Linked DNA regions of Homo sapiens: region 2 is linked to region 1. The links are chromatin loops, found by intact Hi-C in ENCODE. Cell type or tissue: K562. All regions are shown on one strand. Each heading gives the region's core, and the rest is flanking DNA. Links, peaks and the distances in the headings are about the cores only. Region 1 overlaps LOC105372323 (a long non-coding RNA gene). Region 2 holds the start of LOC105372321 (a long non-coding RNA gene).

Region 1 (5,374 bases), core at 102-5,101:
CAATAATCTCCCTTTGCAGGCAAAACTATTGTTAGCTTGGGGAGTCACTGAATTCAGGCTTCTACTTCCCAGTCAGGGTTATTCACTTAGTTTTAAATAAGAAAATGCTCAATGTTTGAAGAAAAGAGCAAAATCACTCAAACACAGTGTTTATAGAATATTGTAAGGAAATTGTAAGGCACTTAGTATCTATTTCTTTCAGAAAATAAACGTGTCATTTAAATATTTCCATGATAAATAATTTAATAAATAACCATATGGGAACATTTCTAGAAGGTGCTAAGTCTCATCTCATAAAATTTAGCATTAAACTTGGACATCCAGACCACAGGATACAGAACACAGATGTCCACTGTTACAAATTCTAGACCCTGCAAAAAATGGGAGCTGATGTTTTGAAAAATATATGCAATTCACCAGTTAATCTATCACATTTGCTGTGGAAATATATCACTTTCTGTAGCCATAATGCAAGAGCGATTTTTCCTATTTATTTCCCTGGTAGCTTTGGTTTTTTTTTTTTTGTTTTTTTTTTGTTTTTTTTGTTTTTTTTTGAGACAGAGTTTCACTCTTGTTGCCCAGGCTGGAGTGCAATAGCTTGATCTCAGCTCACCGCAACCTCCGCCTCCCAGGTTCAAGCAATTCTCCTGCTTCAGCCTCCCGAGTAGCAGGGATTACAGGCATGGGCCACCATGGCCAGCGAAGTTTGTATTTTTAGTAGAGATGAGGTTTCTCCGTGTTGATCAGGCTGATCTCGAACTCCCAACCTCAGGTGATCTGCCTGCCTCAGCCTCCCAAAGTGCAAGGATTATAGGTGTGAGCCACCGCACTCAGCCTTCTGGTAGCATTTTCAAAGAAAAGCCCTGGAATTTTACTTGAAATCACCCCCCAAAAAGAACACACATAAGAAACTTACTACACTCACTCTGGGGATAATAAAGATAGATAAGAATCTTTAATGAAATAAATATATGACTAGATTTTACTGAAATCCACCTTTCTGGGTACTTGACTCTTGTAAAATGTCTTAAGTTCTACTAATAAAATGTAATTTAAGGTAATTAAAAAACTGAAGTTGAAATAAGTAAAATAATCTTTCCAAGGTGACAAACTCAGGGAGTGGCAGTGCCGATTGGAACACAAACATGTCTGACTCAACTGTCAAGTCAGACCATGGTATCACTCAAAACATTCTCCCATTCCCATCCTACCCATTCAATTACTCAGTGATCACCTTCCCAGGAGAAACTGTACTGTACTCCACTGTGGGCCTCAGGTACATTTTGTTTTGCAGGTTCTTGCATTGCCTTACTAAAATGGGTTCTTCTTAGTCCTTTGGAAAAAAATTTATTTCTTCACAAATCTGATGAATCCAAAGGGCAGGAATTATTTCTGCCTTTTCTCCTCAATATGAACCTCTGATTGGCTGATCACCAATGTGTCTACAAAGAATAAAAATTGGGGTTTAAAAAAACCCTTTTTTTAACTGCTTGCACACTTGTGCATTTTTATTTCATTGGAGGAAAATCCTAAATACATTGCAGAGTCAAGGGGTAAATTAAAAAAATAATAATTTCATTTATTTATTTTGAGATGGAGTCTCACTCTATCACCCAGGTTGGAGTGCAGTGGCGCAATCTCGGCTCACTGCAACCTCCGCATACTGGGTTCAAGCGATTCTTGTGCCTCAGCCTTCCCAGTAGCGGGACTACAGGCATGCACCACTATGCCTGGCTAATTTTCATACTTTTAGTAGAGGCGGGGTTTCACCATGTTGGCCAGGTTGGTCTTAAACTGGAATAGGAATTAAAATAAATTAAAGAATGTGTAAACAGAAACTCAGCTGTATGTAAGAAAACCCAATTCTCCCTGAGAAAGAGAAAGAGCTGGAGTCCTTTAAAAATTAACTGCCTGTTTTTCTGTGGCTAGTGAGCCTTATCTCTTCTTTCCCAGGCACTGTTTCTCTAGCTGTGCAGCTGCAAGGTCACTAGACAGATAAACTCAAGTCGTAAAACATGTTTTTCCTTGAAAAGTAAGAATGATGTAATGCATGTCTCAATTAATTGAATAACTGTCTTTCTTTCTCGCTTCTGTAATATGCTTCCCCCTGCACAGATCTCCCCCAACCCCACAAAATGCTTAAAAGATAACTTAGCTCTTTGTTCAGGGCTCAGTCCTTTGGATGTAATCCGACTAGGCCAGTGAACCTAAATAATAAATATCCTCCTCAACCCCTCGGTCTCCCTGATTCTTTAAAATATCCTGCAACATTTCTGGGGGCTTATCTGGGTTTGGAGATGATAGATTTACTGTCTCCTTTGCCAGTGTGTCTAGGGCCCCGGGGATGGGGGAGACCCAGCATCCAAGACGCACCATGAGGGGGTTTCACCTGGATGGAGACCAGCTCTCCCCATGTCCTGGTGCCCTGCCCAGCAGTGCAACAGAACTGGGGACAGAGATGCAGGACAATACCAGCACTTCAGGAACCACGATAAGGAGTAGTGGCCCAAGGCAGGAAAGCCCGTCCCATAGGGATGAAGGGGACTGACCATTAATCCAACCCAGAGTGGCTGGGGGCAGCAGGAGTGGCCTGCCAATTTGATTGAACCTCGTGTCCCCACTAACAAAGTGAAAATGGTTCACAGAATCTGGAGACAGGAACTGGGGGTGTGTGGGTGCATGTGAACCTACCTGGGACATGAGAGAGGCTCATTTCATCCGATGAGGAGTCCTGGGGTAGGAGTGATGGGTTTATGTGTGTGAATGTGGGAGCCTAACTAGGCTCACCCAGGACACAAGAGAGGTTCATTTCATCCAGTGAGGAGTCCTGGGGCAGGGGAGGTGTGTGAAAGTGTGTGAAAGAGATGGTCTCAGGAGAGGCCAACATGGGGACTGATGTGGGGAGGCACAGATCCCTTAGTGCAGGCTGTGTGCTCTGAGGCGAGTGTAGGCAAAATCAAACCTAGGATGTTGCATACGGCTGATAGGATCAGCTTTGCAGCTGCAGCAGGCTGTGACAGGGGAAGGCACATTCCTGGCTAAGCAGCATCCAAAACTCCTGTAATAGGACCCAGTCTGGTGAACCTGAGGGTGAAAATGAGAGTGAGAGTGCACTGCAAGGGAGGAAATGAGAGGGAAAGCATTGAAACCAACTCCTTTGGAGTGCACGATAAAGAATTTTTTTAAAAAAGGATTTAGAGGTGATTATGGGATGAAACTGGATGTTCAAAAGTTAAAGACATACTGTGAATTAGAATAGCCCTGTTTTAGTGTTGGATGGCTGGCCGAAGGCACTATAGAGAAATTGGCCATGTGTTTTAAGGTGGTGACTAGGATCAGAGGACAGCCAGGACATTCAGACCTAGTCTTTATATTGACTCATGGCTAAATGAATGCAGCCCTGCTTAGCAGTTTATTGTAGAACGCTCACAGCTCATGCCAAGAGAAACCAGCTGCACTGGCAGCTACAGAGTTAAAGGGAAAGTCACAGAGGCTTATAGCACCAAAAGCAAAAAGTGAAAGCCAAAAGTGAAAGTAAAAATCAGCCACCCTGGCAGCTATGGAGACAAAAGAAAAGTCTTAGGAAAAAGAAAACCAGTTTTGCAAGAACCACAGGAGGGAATAGAGACCCCTCCTCCCTACATTCCAATCTACCCCCCTTTACCAAGGCTAACTGCCCCTAAGGAGTTAAGTTCAAAGAGATACAGGCTCCCAGTCTCACCCGAGAAAGAGAAATCAGAGCTCTGGGAAGTTAAAGCGAAAGGCTGGAAAAGTCAGGCAGGCCATCTCAGGTCGAGCCATGCCCAAGTTATGCTTCTGCCTCTAAAAAGGACAAGAGGACCCCCACCAGGATGCAGATGATGCAGTCCACCTTCAGCACCCACAAAAGTGCCGAGAAGCACTTCTGCAAAGGCTAAAGGATGGTAAAAGAAAAAGGCAACCAATATAAAACATCTCAGAGGTGCTCCAGGGTGCAGATAAAAGCACCAGCCAGTTTTATGAAAGACTTTGTAAGGCATTTTGGTTGCACACTCCATTTAACCCTGAGGCTGCTGAAAATCAGTGCAAGGTGAATACGGCATTTGTAAGGCAGACCCAAGGAGATATCAGGCATAAATTGCAGAAGTTAGAAGCTCTGTAGGCATGAATGCTACTCAGCTTATTAAAGTGGCTACCAGGGTGTACATTAACGAGATCAGGAGGCAAAGAAGAAAGCTGATCAGAGGCTTAAGAAAGGCTAATTTACTAGCAGCAGCCCTTGTGGGAAGAGAAGCTGGCTTTGCAAAGAGGCATGGACGCAGGCGTGAACACAGTCACGGAAAAGGCTAGTCCGGACAGGAGTTTGAAAGCTGGCCAAGGCTAGAGAGAGATTTATGTGCACGGTGCAAAAGGAAAGGACACTAGAAGGATACACGTCAAAAGAATAAGGAGAATGGGCCGGGCATGGTGGCTGACGCTTGTAATCCCAGCACTTTGGGAGGCCGAGGCAGGTGGATCACGACGTCAGGAGGTCGAGACCATCCTGGCTAACACGGTGAAACCCTGTCTCTACTAAAAATACAAAAAAAAAAAAAAAAAAAAAAAAAAAAAGCCGGGCATGGTGGCAGGCACCTGTAGTCCCAGCTACTCGGGAGGCTGAGGCAGAAGAAAGGCGTGAACCCTGGAGGCGGAGCTTGCAGTGAGCTATCGCGCCACTGCACTCCAGCCTGGGTGACAGAGCAAGACTCCATCTCAAAAACATAAAAAGAATAAGGAGAATTGTCAAGGCCATGGTATGAAAAAAAAAAACCACCGGCCAAGGGCTACTGCACCCAGGAAAAACCCAAGACCCCCTGCACCTGCTGTGAAAGGCAGGATATAAAGTATCAGAAAACAGCTCAAATCTGCTCTAAAAGTGTCCAGTATTTAAGCTTTTATATAAACCAAGAGGAAAGATGGCTTAGTAGTAAACAAAAGCAGGCTGTTTGTGTACTTCCTACTCCAACAACCTGGTGTCAAATAAGAGAGTTCCTAAGGGCAGCAAGGTTCTGCCACATTTAGATCCCAAATTTCTTGCTCATGGCTAAGCCATTATACAAAGCCACAAAGAGGAGGAAAGAAAGAGCCTCTCCTCTAGGAGGCCAACCAGGAGAAGGCTTTTATTTATTTATTTTTTTTTGAAGCCACTCCACAAGTCACTCTATATTGCAAATTATACATAATAGTACACCTAATCAATATATAAATGTTATGGGTTAAACATCTACAACAAACAAAATAACATTTAACATCAAGAGAAAAGAAATGGGAAAAAAAGGTTAATGAACCAGTCCATGAAGAGCAACAGAGACAAAAAGAATCTCCTGGTCTGGGCCAGGCAGTCCAGTGGTCTTGC
Region 2 (5,374 bases), core at 51-5,050, 140 kb before region 1:
ACCTCAATTCAAAGATGTCTGGGCAAGGCATTTGTGCCTGTGGAAGATAAAAGGAGAAAAAGCGGGAAAATTTTTGACAGTGGAATGTAAGGGGATTATTTTTTACCTTTCTCTCATGTAAAATATTTACAAATAGAAAACAAGTATTTTTAAAAGTGTCATCCAGTGCTCTGTGACAAAGTGATTAATTAAAATACTGTTTCTGAAATGTACAATAAAGGACAAAAATAGTTGATAATGTTGTGAATTGAAGGGGAGAAGTTGGCTTTGGGGAATGTTGGAAAGAAACTGGGAATTTAAGATTTTACTGCAAGCCTGGCAAGGATTTTACTGGCAAGGCTGAACAGGACAGAGTAGTGGATTTGAGACCCTGCTTGCCACACATGTGGAAAATACAGGGTGACACCAGTGCGTCTGATTAAAGTCAAAATAATTAAATAGCAATATTTGGACTGAAGTGGCGTTAGTGGTCTAGGTTCCTATGTAACAACAACAACAACAATAAAATCTAGCTCAAATGTATTTTTTGTAAGTTACTACCTTAAGAGAAAACAAAATTCAGGTTTAATCAACCACAAATCTCCAATTAATCTGATTACATAACGAAAGAATTTTCTCCTGGACACTGCAAATGGACTACCTAACTGTACCCAATCGATTAATTTGCTTTGCTTCATCACACACCTTATAGAAGCCTTTTCTTCAAGACCCTCTGGTAGCCCCAAAACCACAAACGTCGGGCGCAGTGGCTCACGCCTGTAATCCCAACACTTTGGGTGGCCCAGGCAGGCGGATCATCTGAGGTTGGGAGTTCGAGACCACCCTGACCAACATGGAGAAACCCCCGTCTCTACTAAAAATCAAAAGTAGCCGAGCGTGGTGGCGCATGCCTGCAATCCCAGCTAAGTAGGAGGCTGAAGCAGGAGAATCGCTTGAACTCGGGAGGCGGAGGTTGCGGTGAGCCTAGATCGTGCCATTGCGCTCCAGCCTGCGCAACAACAGCGAAACTCCCATCTCAAAACAAAACAAAAGCCCCCACAAACCATGTCTGGGGACTGTCCCATTGATTAATCACTGTTTGTGCATACTAAGTCTTTTTTTTTTTTTTTTTTTTTTTTTTTTTTGAGACGGAGTCTCGCTCTGTCGCCCAGGCTGGAGCTCAGTGGAGCGATCTTGGCTCATTGCAGCCTCCGCCTCCCGTATTCAAGCGATTCTCCTGCCTCAGCCTCCCGAGGAGCTGAGATTACAGGCATGCCACGCCTGGCTAATTTTTTTTGTACTTTTAGTAGAGACCGGGTTTCTCCATGTTGGTCAGGCCGGTCAGGAACTCCCGACCTCAGGTAATCCGCCCACCTCGGCCTCCCAAAGTGTTGGGATTACAGGCGTGAACCACCGCGCCCGGCCATATTAACTCTCTAATGGTGCTTCAGTTTATTTTTGAACAGGGTAAAGTAGGAACTGGGGACCCCACAGACCGCAGCTCCTTCCACGCAGGAGACCCGCACAACCAGTCGGAGTCTTTCCCTGATGACCTCACAACCTGGGGAAGATGACGGGCTGCGGGCGCAGAGCTGCGCAAAGAGGGCTACAGGCTGGGGCTAAAGCCGCTGTGCTGAAACGGTAAAGGACGCCCCGGGGTCCCTGCACCGGAGGAGAGTGAGGGCTGAGCTGCGGGGCACTCAGGCTCACAAGACCGTCCCGCCACCGCCATTTCTGGCGCGTCCCAAAGAGGCCTCCCCCGTCTCCAAACGCCCTGCCCCGCACACTCACCTTTTCTCGGCTTCAGGAATGTCCTGGAGTCTATGAATCTTCCAGCACCATCAGTTCACCGCGTGATGGAGGCTGAGGCTGTGGCCGAATCACCGAGACCCTTGGAAAGAAGACACAGGGCAGTGAAGAGCTAACCTCGAGCTCTGGCTGGAGCAAGAGACAAAGGCCCCGCCAGGTACCGGGAGCCACCCCTTCCTCTCTGACTGTGAACCTGATTGGACAGTTCCCACCCCAGCGCCCTTAATGGATAGAGCTCCAGGCTCCGCGCCCTCAGGCCTTGAGTGACAGAAGACGCGATCAGACCTTGCACTGAATACCGCGAGCGTGACAGGCTCTTGGCTCCAGTCATTTCAGGAAGGGCTATCTCTGGGTTGGGCCCACATGTGCCCAGGGGTTATTTTAAATCTTGTGTATAAGGTTATGTCCATTTATAAATTTTATTCATACACACATATATGTTGTTCACAAATGGAAACACTATAATAACAATTATTTTAAAATTTAACATTTCATAAGCTTTCTGGCCTTTAGTCTTTTGAGTAGGCAACCTGGGATTTTAAAAGAAAAACAGGGCCGGGAGTGGTGGCACCAAGAAGAAAAAAAGTTTATAGAATCTCAAAAAGAAATAAGAAAAAGGCGGGGCATGGTGGCTCACGCCTGTAATTCCGGCACTTTGGGAGACCGAGGCGGGCAGATCACCTGAGGTCGGGAGTTCGACACCAGCCTGGCCAACATGGTGAAACCCCGTCTCTACTAAAAATACAAAAATTAGCCAGGCGTGGTGGCAGGCGCCTTAATCCCAGCTACTTGGGAGGCAGAAGCAGGAGAATCGTTTGAACCCGGGAGGCGGAGGTTGCAGTGAGCCGAGATCGAGCCATTGCACTCAAGCCTGGGGGACAAGAGTGAGACTTCTCTCAAAAAAAAAAAAAAAAAGAAAAAGAAAAAAAACTCTTTAACTTAAACACACACACAACTTCAGAGAAAACGTATCTGAGAATGTGAAACACCCAGCATTCATAGCCTGGCTGATTACTGTCAGTATCTCCCCTTTACTAAGCCGGTCTTTAAATGCTGGATTAGATGGCTGTTGTATAAATCCTCAGATATCACTTAAAAAAAAAAATCACAGGGCATAGAGAAAAGACAGGAAATATGTCCCACTTGAAGGAGCAAAATAATATCCAGAAATTGAATCTTAAGAAATGAAGTTTTTGCATATCTGATAAAGAATTCAAAATATTTGGCCGGGCACGGTGGCTCATGCCTGTAATCCCAGCACTTTGGGAGGCTGAGGCAGGTGGATCACAAGGTCAGGAGTTCGAGACCAGCCTGGCCAATGTGGTGAAACCTGGTCTCTACTAAAAATACAAAATAATAGGCCGGGCGTGGTGGCTCACGCCTGTAATTCCAGCACTTTGGGAGGCCAAGGTGGGCAGATCACGAGGTCAGGAGATCGAGACCATCCTGACTAATATGGTGAAACCTCGTCTCTACTGAAAAAAAATACAAAAAATTAGCCGGGTGTGGTGGCAGGCGCCTGTAGTCCCAGCTACTTGGAGGGTGAGGCAGGAGAATGGCGTGAACCTGGGAGGTGGAGCTTGCAGTGAGCCCAGATCGCACCACCGCACTCCAGCCTGGGCGACAGAGCGAGACTTCCATCTCAAAATAAATAAATAAATAATAATCATCATCATCTTAGAATGCTCAATGAACAAAAATAAAACACAAATAGACAACTAAATGAGATTTAGAAATAATGAGCGAAATATCAAAGATATAAAAACTTTTTTAAATTTTTAATTAATTTATTTTTTTTAGATGGACTCTCGCTCTGTTGCCCAGGCTGGAGTGCAATGGTGCGATCTCAGCTCACTGCAACCTCCGCTTCCCGGGTTCAAGTGATTCTCCTGCCTCAGCCTCCCGAGTAGCTGGGATTACAGGCACCTGCCACTGCGCCTGGCAATTTTTGTATTTTTAGTAGAGAAAGGGTTTCACCATCTTGGCCAGGCTGGTCTTGAACTCCTGACCTTGTGATCCACCTGCCACGGCCTCCCAAAGTGCTGGGATTACAGGCATGAGCCACCATGCCCAGCCAGCAGGCAGGTTTTCTTGTAGACGGAATGAAAGCAAGGAAAGCTGGAATGAGCTCAGCCCTATCAGGCACCCTAAAGGCTGCCTGGGGTTGCCTGCAAGGCCATCTAGCCTTCTGCTTCCTGGCAGGCTGGTCAAGCACTTATTCTGGTCTCTTTGAGACTTTGATTTCCTGGAAGGAGAGGGCCCTCCTTTCCACTGGACTGAGTGGCCAGGGCCATCCAGCTTCCCACCCTCCACTAACAACCATGGGGTGCCCTCCTGAGCACACACTGCCCAATTATGGCCCTTCTTAGGCAGGAGCTCATTTGTCTTACACTTTCAGCCTGCTGGGGCTTAGAAGTTATCAGTGCTGTTATTAAGATAGAGAAATGAGGGGGGAAAGTTGCTTTAAAAATCTTCCATAATCTTATTATGGAAATCACCAGCGCAGATGCCAGCACAGGTGGGGCTCCTGAGGATGCTGGGGGAGAGTTCCCAGCCTGTCCTGGCAGCCGGTCCTTGCCAGGGATGGCTCATGCCCCAGCTCCAGAGAGAAGCAGGTAGACATCTCTGCAAGGAGCTGCGGGCTGCAGCTCAGGACAGCCAAGCCCCACTGGTGGTGGAGTGGGGCTACATCCCATCAGGCTGTGTCTCTTCCACAGCAGACCCTTGGAGCCAGGAGGTGATTTACAGTGTGTGCAAGGCAGTAAGCTCCATCAGCTGCATGGCCTTCAGCACTCACTTCAACATTCACTTCAACTCTGATATCTCGCCACAGAAGCAGTGGGGACTGGCCTGTGCAGAAGCCCTGAAAGTGGGACAGAGCCTCATGTGGCCGGGCGGCAGGTGGGGCAAGGAGGGGTTCTGAGTCCTCGGTGCTGGTTGGCCTGTCTGCCCATCTGAGCACTGCTCCCTGGGAGTGTGCTCTGCAGGCCTCCTAAAGGAGGGCTGTGAGCTCATCACTGAGGCCCTGAGCACCTCCTTGCTCCTCCCCACTACATTACCGGTGACTATGCTGAGGTGGGCCTCGAGCACCCTCTGGGCTGTGTCATCAAACGTCTTTGGACCTGGCCTGGCAAATGAGGGATGGCAAATGAGGAGTCTGGAGTTTCATTGTCACCCTCTATGGTAGCAGGAAATGGGAGAGTCCAGGCCTGCAGGACTGGAACCCTATCGAGGGAGTTAAGAGGCTGTTCACTTCCCCTCCGGGCCCCATGTGGAGGAGTGGATGGAGTCTAGGGAGACACTGGGGAGTCACTTGTTTTGTCTGGGCTTCCCCTAGTTCCACCCTTTGTTAACCATTTCCTTGGGAGAGTTCAGGAAACTCCTGTGCTCTAGTGAGGCGGGACCTCCCCTCACAGGGTATTGGTGAGGAGGCGTTCTGAGACTCTGAGTGAGAAGCTACCACAGTGCCTGACAAGTACCTGTGGGAGCTGTCATCCTCTGTAACCACCATGTGGCCTTGTAGTGTTCAGGCTGCCTGTCCTGTCCTAAGGCTTGGTGGGGCTTTTGGGGGGTCAGCTGCTTTAGG

Evidence for each region. A loop is a pair of places that touch in the nucleus more often than their neighbours do. Peaks named below come from ENCODE experiments on the same cell type or tissue, not always from the same donor. Only the 100,000 strongest peaks of a DNase experiment are listed, where the experiment ranks them.
Region 2: it touches region 1 in a loop (5-fold over the local background); 1 of 110 quality-filtered maps calls a loop at or near these places.

Annotation. Positions count from the first base shown.
Region 1 is chr19:21,601,063-21,606,436 of GRCh38, forward strand. The region is part of intron 3 of LOC105372323 (a long non-coding RNA gene); the gene reads left to right. Among named protein-coding and RNA genes, the nearest start is that of ZNF429, 98 kb to the left of the region's middle. In K562, for the core only: no CTCF peak of the experiment used is centred there; DNase peaks (open chromatin) are centred at 2,345 and 2,979; H3K4me3 peaks cover 231 bases.
Region 2 is chr19:21,461,974-21,467,347 of GRCh38, forward strand. It overlaps LOC105372321 (a long non-coding RNA gene), which reads right to left and starts at 1,931. Exons shown (of 4, transcript NR_187817.1): 1 at 1,771-1,931. RefSeq lists an enhancer at 1,248-2,146. In K562, for the core only: no CTCF peak of the experiment used is centred there; a DNase peak (open chromatin) is centred at 1,998; H3K4me3 peaks cover 1,911 bases.